2 separate regions of the Homo sapiens genome follow, and region 2 is linked to region 1. Evidence: chromatin loops called from intact Hi-C (ENCODE). Cell type or tissue: psoas muscle. All regions are shown on one strand. Links, peaks and the distances in the headings refer to the core of each region. The heading gives the core; the rest is flanking DNA.

What was found. A loop is a pair of places that touch in the nucleus more often than their neighbours do. Peaks named below come from ENCODE experiments on the same cell type or tissue, not always from the same donor. Only the 100,000 strongest peaks of a DNase experiment are listed, where the experiment ranks them.
Region 2: a loop joins it to region 1, with 2.2 times the contacts of the local background. A loop is called at or near these places in 24 of 110 quality-filtered maps.

The regions. Positions count from the first base shown.
Region 1 is chr2:46,065,072-46,070,458 of GRCh38, forward strand. The region is part of intron 10 of PRKCE (protein kinase C epsilon); the gene reads left to right. Among named protein-coding and RNA genes, the nearest start is that of EPAS1, 230 kb to the right of the region's middle. RefSeq lists an enhancer at 2,243-3,442. In psoas muscle, for the core only: no CTCF peak of the experiment used is centred there; no DNase peak of the experiment used is centred there; H3K27ac peaks cover 694 bases.
Region 2 is chr2:46,008,804-46,014,190 of GRCh38, forward strand. It overlaps PRKCE (protein kinase C epsilon), which reads left to right. Exons shown (of 15, transcript NM_005400.3): 10 at 1,541-1,714. Among named protein-coding and RNA genes, the nearest start is that of EPAS1, 290 kb to the right of the region's middle. In psoas muscle, for the core only: a CTCF peak has its summit at 2,233 (motif pointing right); no DNase peak of the experiment used is centred there.

The sequences.
Region 1 (5,387 bases), core at 52-5,051:
TTCAGCGCTGGCATCACAGATTATACGATAATAATTTACCAAGCTTCTTTTCTGCAAACAGGTAAAGGAGGAGGAGACATGGGTGGTAATGTAATTTCTGGATAGTTTAAACCTAAAAGCCTGCTATTAAGAGAAAAGGGGAAAATGACTGTTCAAGACCTGTATCTTGAAAGAATGCTGTTTATCTAGTATTCAGGGGCCAGGGAGTGTGTCTGTGGGTAAACTAAGCAATTCCTCCAAGAATTCTGACGGGAAACAGTTTTGGGGTTTGTCATAGTTTCTAATATTCTCTTAAAATAATCTGTTTCCCAACAAGTAAAAGCAGACGTCATTTCACGTAAAGAATTTCTCTGACTCCACCAGTAGCCCTTCCATCTTCTCATTTGTCCGGTTAAGCTTGAGTCAGAAAAAGAACACAACAATTTTGGTAAAAAATTTGTTGTTCTTCTCATCTGAATAGCCAAAAGTTATTGGTGTGTAAGGACCACAGTTCAGATAAGAGCTACTGTAACTAAATTTAGAGAAATTACTTTTCAGATCGACTTTCCTGTTCTAAAATTACATACTTCTGGTTGGTCTTTGCTTTATCTTCCTAATCAAGATCTGAGGTCACTGGAGGTCAGAAACATATGGCAAAAAGGAATTTAAATATTTTCCAATTAAAAAATTATCCTAAAATATCTTTATTATATTTCCAAGCCATAAATGATCACAGGTGCTTTGAGCCATGGTACTGATCCCAGGAAAGTGTTTGCAAACGTTTAAAAAATAGAATGGATCAGTTGATTCATGCTTTAGCTGATGGCACGGTCTCTTGGGAAGCTAACCCACTCTTGCCTCTTGCCCATGGGGCCAGGGGAACACTGCTGTTTAATTTGTCTTAAATACCTCTTCTGAGACTGTATTGGTCCCCGACCACCCATTTGCAAAGATCCAGCATCCGTCAAGACTATTTAACAGACGTTCCAAAAAGCTGGATGCTGACAGTCCAACTGTCATTTTAACCTTGGCATCTCCCATGACAGAGTGTGGAGCAGCAGGCTGTGACCTAGAGGAAAGACACAGAAGTGGTGAGGGGTTGCAGGGGCTGTAGCGTGGTGAGATGGCCCTGTACAATATCAGGTGAAGGGGAAGCATTTATAAACTTCCTTTGTTTTGATGTATCTGTTTTTCCCCCTATTTCTGCCTATACACCTACTTGAGCACTGGCTTGGCTAAAGTTACCCCCAAGAAAATGTTGAAGTAATGAGTCACCTACCTCACTTCATTTTTTTGAGACCTCACTTTCTTTCCTTCCTTTCTTTCCCTCCGAATTTATGAATGAAAATAGATAGGTAGAGGTTGAATTGGCTAAGGCTGTCTGTTGCTTTTTGATTTTCCCATCTCCAGGGGAAGAGGGCAGGGAACGATCCACTCCAATTAGGAATCCTAGACTTATATTCATTTAACAACTTTATATTATCCAGAACATTTTGTACAAATACATTGTAGAAATAAGTTATTTCTAGTGCTTGGGGCATAGTCTGTGAACTGATTTGTCTGTATATCTCGTAAATTTTCCATTTAGATGATCAGAGCAGGACAGAAGTTTCTCGCTGTGCTCTTAGGCTACAGGCAACTGTTGTCACTGGCTGACCCTTGGTTATAAGTACGTGGGAACTATGTCCTGGGCTTCACAGACAGGAGGAGAAGAGTTAGTTCTGTGGTGAGCTGTGTCTTTGGGGTGGTGGGAAGTCAACCCCAAAGAATGATTCTTATCATTGCTTCTTTTTTAACTAAGTTGGCAGAGTTTTATCTTCTCCATAGATACGTGGTAAAGGAAACTCATTTGAACCATTTGAACTGGTGGTTAATCTGAGTAATATGGAATATGTTCAAAGTGATGACATTGTATTACTTCTGTGCATGGACAGGAACTAGAACGGCTAATAAAATTGTTGTCAGGTAGAAGTTCTGAAGAGCCTGACATGATAAAAAGATAAGGATCATTTTAACCAGCACATTTGCTAAATAGGTAGTTGTTACTGCTGTGCCAAAAATTTCTTTCTATTCTTAAATTATTTAAAACATTATCTACCTTTGCATTGGCTATTAATTGGCCAAGCAATGCATTCCTTTCTACAGATAAATGTTCAGCCTGGTCCTATACAAGATATCACCATATCCTATTTGAACAAGTGCCAAATGAATGACGTGCATTATATATACTGAGTCTTCATCCATCAAAATAATTTTATTTAAACAGTTTGGATTAATAGGAAAAGAATGGTACTTAAAGTAGTGGTTCAGAGTCACAATAAACAGCCTGAGGTGACATCTGAGAGGCAGTTTTGGCGCTACCTGGAAGGCAGAGGTGACAGGAGTACCTGTTAGCCGAAGGCAGTGAGTTTTATGCTGTGGCCTGGCCTTTGCTCCCTGCAGTCTTTCTCGTCTCTTCCACATGTTTGGTGCGTATTCAGGTTTGGGCCCAGCCTACGTGGTGCAAAATGAAACACCATGTGTAATTTCAAGGGTGGACACATCTTAGAGTTCTGAGCAAAAGAAGAATGAGCACTTTATGTGTTGCAGGAACGCTGCTTGCATCTAGTAGATGCTCACAATGTATCTGCTGAACATTGAATGGCATTCATGAAATTAACGCATAAAACTTCCCGTTAGTTTAAAGCAGAGCCTGGGGGTCTACAGTGGAGGGCTTGCCCATCCTTATCAAGCTAGACAACTTGGTAATAACTACTTAGCTAACTCTCCTAACGCTACAGACCAAGAATATAACGCAAGGTAGGGGTACAGTAAAAGTCATGTGAATCTGGAATGCCGGTATTCCAGGCATTTGTTGTGGGTTTCCTGGCATTAGATTGTTCATGGGTCAGTATTGCAAGAGAATGCACATTTTTTACATCATACTCTCGTTGAAGGCAGGGTTTCCTTACTGGCTTACTGATTATATCACTCGCGAAGGGATTAGTCAGAAGGCAATGGAAACATCTTTCGTTTTCATTGTTCAGAGAGAGACTGGGGGTTTGTCTGCACTTTTACATTATCAGTGGGTAGAATCTCCCTTTGAGATTCTTAACAGAGGGTCATGAATTAGTATAAACCTTAGCTGGTCTGTATCCAGGATGAAAAAAATAATCTATTTTGGTGAGCCACTTGAGTCATAGGCTATCTAACTTACGAGCATGCCTACTCTGTTAGGTCCAGTAAAGGATTCAGAAAGAGACTTCAGGAGCTGCCCTGGGAAACAAGACAATAAAACAGTGTTGAATTAGGTTTTCTAGAGTAATGGTGCTCACCCACCTTGGTAGTTCAGACAATCATAGCAGAGCAGAACCAAAATGATATTAAATATATTAATTGATATATCTAATTAATCAGTCATTATTTATTGGTGTACCATTAGGTGCAAGGTATAATTCCTACTCATGAGGACTGAGAAAGACCAGTTGAAGAAGGGTAGAAAAATAATACCAACTTTAAAAAACTCTCTCTGATGTAACAATATAAGGCAATGGTAGAAGGTTGTCACATACAGAATAAGATCAATCATCAGATGTGTAGTTTAAGGATTGCCGTGAATTCAGAAGCAGAAGAATTCTCCAAGGGCTGTCTTCATTTGCAAAGGCATCACCAATGAGCAGGAGGATAGGAAATGCCTGGCATGTAGACGGGAGAGACTTGGAGCAGTTGCCCAAATGCCTCAGAAGTAACCAAGAGCAAGAAGTGGTTGTGATATTAAAAGAGATCAGCTCAAGTAGGGACTTGTGAGATACCAGATTGAAATTTAGATTACCACCAGACGACAGGAGCTGTGGTCCTTGTGACTCCAAGGGTGATCCCTAGACTAGCAGCATTGCATTACCTGGGAGCCTCTTAGAAATGCAGGATTTCCGGTCCCAACTTAGACCTGCAGAATCAGAATATTTGGGTGTGGAGTCCAGGAATTATGCTATAAAAACTGTCCAGTTGATTCTTCTGCATGCTCAAGTGTGGAAAGCACTGCTGCTTAGAACTGGGGCTTGGTTCCAAATGACAATGGAGATGCTTTGAAGAATCATTGAAGATGCTTTGAAGAGGAGAAGTGGCATGTCTTCTAGTGAGCAGACAGACCAGGGCATTTCAGAGACTTTCTTTTACGTGGTAGCCTCTGCTGTATTCTCACTTACCTGTTGCTCACCACCTGGAAAGTGAAATATCTCCAAATTGCCAGTCACTAACTATTGAAGTTGAAATTACATGACTGTTCTCTGAAGTGGTTTCTGAAGGCTGTCAGTAGGCCTTTTCTGGATTCTGATATGGTATGCGTCTAAAATATGTTTCTGTAAGTAAGGATTTTTTAAAGTATATACTTTGCAAAAAAAAATACTCCAATCAACAATAAGAACAACTATAGGGTACTTAGAGTTTAGAACATAAAAGTCATTCATATGTTTTCTAACCATTTAAAAAATCAGTTTCCTGTATTTTGATTCCATTCATTTATCTAGCACTTATCAGGAAATTCAGGTTTCCATGTTACACAGTTTATATGGGCCCTTATAAATCAGTATACCACTTTGATGGAAAAAATTTCCAAACTAAATCATTGCATAATCATTCATAGCAATAGCATCACTGTTATAATAAAATTAGCACAAATTTTAAAGTCTTGGTAAAAAGATTTTTGAATCTTATTTTAGTTTTTCTTGGCAACTTTGGTGTAACAGTTGGCTATAAGAAGGGCTATAAGATGTTAGGATTGCTATTCCTGCTTTAAATAGTTCCAGATTGGCAATTTTGGGGCAATTCTAGCGGTCACCTATTCCCTTATTTCCTAAGCTGGGAAGAATGGAATTTTCTTAAGGTTGAAATCCTAACCTGAATTTTACTGATAGAACCACAAAGTGGTACCTAGCCGACAGATTCACACATGGTGTTCACTTCTGCTGTTGAGTAGCACGTGGGTCCTGGTGCTAGTGTTTCTTTTCCTGCTCAGAGGACCTCTTCTCTCTTACTGATTTACAGTGACGTCCAGATGGTGGAGTTTGCTACAAAGCAGCCCACTGTATGAAAGACATGACATTGTATTCACCTGGACTCTAGGTTGACTCTAAAGAAGGCAAGGGTCCTTTGGTCACAGGGAGAACTGTTGTGTTCCTTCACGAGGTAGCAGAGACTTTGTGTTCTAGAGACTTGAGACCACCTCTATAAATATAACCAGAGCACAGGCTTCCTGTGTGGACCCTCAATACACATTTTTGAATGTTAGCCTCAAGCACCTTCATTTTTGATGTATAAAAAAATGGCATTTTATGGCTGGGCGCGGTGGCGCATGCCTGTAATCCCAGCACTTGTGGAGGCCAAGGAGGGTGGATCACGAGGTCAGGAGATCAAGACCATCCTGGCCAACA
Region 2 (5,387 bases), core at 196-5,195, 56 kb before region 1:
AGCAAGACTCCGAGATTCTAGGTTTTCATATAGTGTAGGCAGAATGGGAACTTAGATGACTTTGGAGCATTTAGGTTATCTCTTAGGAAAAATCACAGCCAAAGTTTGAGCCAGTTTTAAAGAGTCTGTAAAATACGCGGGCGACAAAAAGTCTTCAGGTTAACATCATGAATTCCCTCATTAAGTTTCTGATGGCTGCTTTTTAGCTTTGATGACTTACATTGGAATACTGTACTTAGGAGTTACTTATTTAAGAAGAGAAAGGCTTGTGACGTTTGTAGGTAAATGAGTGCAAAAATATCAAATGATAGGAACACTTTAAGAACATAGAACTGTTAATTAGCTCTCTTGAAAAGGAATCACGTTTCCAGCTTCAGAGTTATAAAAGAAACCATAAAGGCAAACAAGGACAGATTCAACTACATAAAGATACATGATTCTTTTCAATAGAATAAAATAACAGAAAATTATAAAACAGGCTTAGAAAACCTTTTACAGAAAGTAAAGGGTTAGTATCTTTATATATCACATGTGTATAAATTTGTAAGAAATTAATATGATAGCAGCATAATTAGACAAAGGAGACGTGAATAATTTACACGAAAAGAAATACAGTCAGAAAACAGTTAATTTTAAAGTTTCATTTTAAGTAAAAATAGCATCAAGGTAACATTTCACACCTATTAAGTGAGCAAAAATACTTTTTAAGTGAAACTACTCAGTATTGGTAAGTCACCATGAAACTCCAACACTTCTACATTGCTAGTGGCACATTGTATCACACATCCTTTCTGAAAATAGGAAATGTGCAAAATGCTTCACCCTTTAATCTACTTATGAGGGTTTCCATCTTACAAATGTAATCCAAGAGAAATTGTTTTAATTGTGTACAAAAATACTCAATGCAACTTATATAATACTTAATGATTAGATATAACTGAAGTGCCTAATTTGAGGGAAATGGTTAAATAAATTATATTTACTTGAATTGAGTATAAGCAACCGTGATAATAATGGAGACCATATGGAGAATGTCTGTAAGATAATGTTCAGTTAAAAATAGTTACATTATTTTACTGTACTGTAACTGTAAAAATAGTTGGTGTACTGTAATTGTAAGTATGACAAACACATATAAACATATGAATAACCATTCAACAGATGTGCATTGAACTTCTCTTTTCTATGCCTGGGCATTGTGCCAGAGATCAAAAATAAATAAATTGTAGTAACTATTAGAATGTAGTAACTGTAGAACGGTAGTAATTGTAGAATAGGAAGTTTTCTTAAACATTATGTATACATCTTGAGAGGGGGTCTTGCTATGTTGCCCATGCTGATCTGTAACTCCTGGGCTCAAATGATCCTTCTACCTCAGCCTCCCAAGTATCTTGGGTGCATGCCACCACACCAGGCTTGTTATAATATTTAAAATTAAAGAAAAAACAGAATTCGTTTTTGAAGTATTTGGTATTAGCTTACACTTCTTCTTTTTATTCCATACATGCATAGATTGATGGAGGCAATTGATTGATTGCAGGTCATGTTGGCAGAACTCAAGGGCAAAGATGAAGTATATGCTGTGAAGGTCTTAAAGAAGGACGTCATCCTTCAGGATGATGACGTGGACTGCACAATGACAGAGAAGAGGATTTTGGCTCTGGCACGGAAACACCCGTACCTTACCCAACTCTACTGCTGCTTCCAGACCAAGGTATGTTAGGAAGAAGCTGGCTGGCTGCCATGTTGGGGCATCTTGACTATCAGATAAAATACCAATTTTAGACCCTCTACATTGTTCTCTCAAAGACTTTGTAAAGTGGGATGGGTTTTACCCTTGAAAAGATCAGGATGTATTTGAACAGCATCTTCTTTTTTAGGGCACAGGATTTTCCATTCAAGGTTGTGCTTGTGAAGGGATGAGAGAGCTGTAGAATTCTTTGCAGCCAGAGTTGGACAAAGCCAAATGGCTAAACTCACTGTTTGCTCATTGGAAAAACCAACAAGTGTGGTTAGTCCTTGCTCTGCTCCTAACTTTCTATCACTAATCAAATCACTTAACTTCTAAGTTATTTTCATGTCATATGAAAAAGAGTAAAGGCCACCTTAATCTCTTCTAATCTGTGTAATGTCATCTGAAATAAAGGATGTGAACAAATGCTTAAAATTTCATAGTGAAACACAAATATAAGGCAGCATTTTTAATTTACCGCATAGGTGTCTGGGAACCAGAAGGTGGCAGTAAAGAAACAAAGATAATCCATAACTCCATGGTAGAGTCTGACTCGAGTATTATTAACTAATTTGTTACCTGTTTTTAGTAAAGAAACAGCAATGTTCTTCATGAAGCTCTAATTTTGTTATCCTTTTTGAGGGGTTGGGAGGAGTTAAAGTCTTTTAGGATCATTATGGATGTTTGTAGTATTTTGCTTCTTGAGAAGGCAAAGACAGACATCACCTGAAACTCCTAGCTGTGGCTTATGTGGAACCCAGACCCTGAGGGTGACATCATGGAGAGGTGATACCTTGCTTCTGGGTGTATTCTCATCTCCATGTCATTTTGAATGCCAGTTTTTCCACTTAAAATTCAATAGTTATTCATTGAGTCATTTGGCAAACTTTTCTTTTATTATATTTCATTATATCCTTCCCGTGTATCTGATGCCATGCCAGGTGCTGGAGATACAGTGGTGAACTAGACTAGTCCCTGACCTCATGGAGTTTACATTATCTTTGGTACACCGTTTCCCAGAGAGGATTTCTCAGAACCCCAATCACTTGAGCAGCTGTAAGAAGAAAGGACTCTGTGACCCATAGTTGGAGTCACTGCAAACGTAACCTCTCTTAGTCTCAACACACGTATGTTTATTAGCATCCTTGAGGAGACCTGCAATGAAAACAAAATTACCTTTGTTTAATCTACTTTTCCGAACTTATTTGATCCCAGGGTCCCCCATCTCTCTCTTACACACACATACACATGCACCCACACACACACAATGCCCATTCCATACTGAGGAACCCTGATCCAGTGGAATTTTTCCTATCCTTCTGATCTCTCAGGAGAATAAGAAATATCGTCTGAAAATCTGGAAATCATTCTGCTTATCTTTCAAGATGGACACATATTTCTTTGTCTACGAAACTTTCCTCAGAGACCACTATTTAATAGGAATCTATCCCTTTTTCTGCACAAGTATAAGAATTACTAACTCTTCTCATTTTTCATGTGTGTTGTGTAATGCCTAATATTTATGGGTTTGTGTGTGTACAGAATCCTGAATAATAGAGACTCAGTGATGGAGTTAACTTTCTTCTTTTTTCCACTAGAGCATAATTTTAGATTCATGAGAAATGTATCATATTTTGTATTTTCCATGGTGCCTATCACAGGGCCTCACACTTGACAGGTACCCACGGACAGAATCAAAGACTTGGAAGATTTTTTCAAAGTCACCTTATCTTTCTTTATCTCTCTCTCTTTTCCTTTCTTTTCTTTTCCTTTTTTTTTTTCTTTTCTTTCCTTTTGGTACCAGTGAGAAAATTGGGTTTCAGAGAAGTAAAACTATTTTGCTCATAGGCACTCCATCTTGGCAGAGTCAGACCTGGCATCTCATCTAGTCTCAGGGACTCCCAAGGTAGTGGGGCCTTGCTCTGATTCACATTGCTAGTTTCTTGTGCCTGATCCAGCACAGGGTCCCTTCTGTTGGAGGAACCCTCCCACTTCCCCCTGTCCCCAGCAGGTAGCCCTCCCTCTCACTATCTGAGGTGGCTTTCCAGGCAGGGAGCCACTCTGGCAAGTTTTCTTTACACCATTATCAAGAAGCCCAACATCCTAGGAGGGGTCCAGTTTAGTTGTGAGGGCTCTATGGAGCCCCTGTACGTGGTGGATCATGGGAAGCCACGTTGAAGGTCAGCTTGGTGAATGAGTGAGGGAGTGGGAATGGATGTCTTCAATGTCAGCAGTGTTCTCCTTTGTGCGTTGTAGAATAACAAGGCTAAGGATTCCTCATCATATGGCAGCTTTTGGAGCACAAAATGGTGTTGAATAACACCAGGGATTTCTTTTATGGCAGAACAGTGATCAAGCTAACATGGATGTTGTCATGGATGGCTGTAGGGTGAGGATGGGCAGAGAAGGAGCTTCCTCTGTAGTTCAGATATTTACTATCTTTTCTCAGGCCACTGTCAGGCAGCCACAGTCACAGGAGCAGCTTTGCACCAACTCTCTCATGCCACCTCAGTTTCATAGAATACTTAGCTTTATGTAACAGATGCATATTCACTGAATTTTTCTAAACTGAATCATATTTTAACCTCATAGAAGGATCTTAACTTACTTATGAAAGGAACCTGATGAAGAATCAGCTTATAAACCTTCAACTTAACTTTTTAAAAATGTGACTTTCCCTATGACAAACCAACAGTTTATCATAGTTTTAAAGAGTAGCTATTATTCACCTGACTCTGAGGTAGATGCTGGGGTTATTAACCAAAGGAAGACAGTTCTCACGTGGAAGGATTCACTGATAATAGATTGGGAGGTTATTCTAAATTCCACAAGCTAAGAGGGAGTAGCAAACAGCATTGAATAGTTATGTTCTAGATGGGAGTATTCAAACCAAGAAGACTCAGGGGAGGGGGTCTTCCCTACGATCTAGTGGAAGAAGTGCGATCAAGCCAGGCTTTGAAAGGTAGAGAGGATTTGGACAGGATTTGGGAATAGCAGCTGGGTTTGGTAGCCACAGAATTCAGTCTTGATTGAGTTTCACTTTTCCTGAAAACAAAGGACAGTTCCTCTGAGCCACCTTAAACCTGGTTTCCACTAAGACTCTGATACAACATTCAGGAACACAAAGACCCGATTGCAATCCTATTAAGATTTCTTTCATGCTTGTTTAATTATGACATACAGAACAGCAATAATATTAAGTCGAGTTTAATTATTTTTAGGTGAGCCTTTATTTTTCAATATATCGGAAAAAAATGGTCCTTTTGGAAACATTCCTTTGAGAACTTCTTCTGAGAGATTAGACATTGCTTCAGACTGCACACTACATACAAGTTGCCTGGAAAGACTCAGAAGTGTGTAAAGTGATGTCACCATATCTAATACGGTGACCAATGGCAATGGTCATATGAACCCATTGGCATCAGTCATGATGACATAGTCAGGTTCAGGTCTGGTCAGTGCAGCCCAGTGAAGGGCCAACTTACAGCTGAAGAGAGATTTGGGCTTTTCTTTACTGAGCCCGCCTACCCTTGGCTCATGTGCTCCATCCGCTCCATGGGATCTAGAAAGGCAAAAAGCAAATAAAATGGCTCCAGCTTTCCAGGGCTAGTGAGAAAAAGCAGACAGAACAACAAATTAAGCCAGTGGTTTTAAT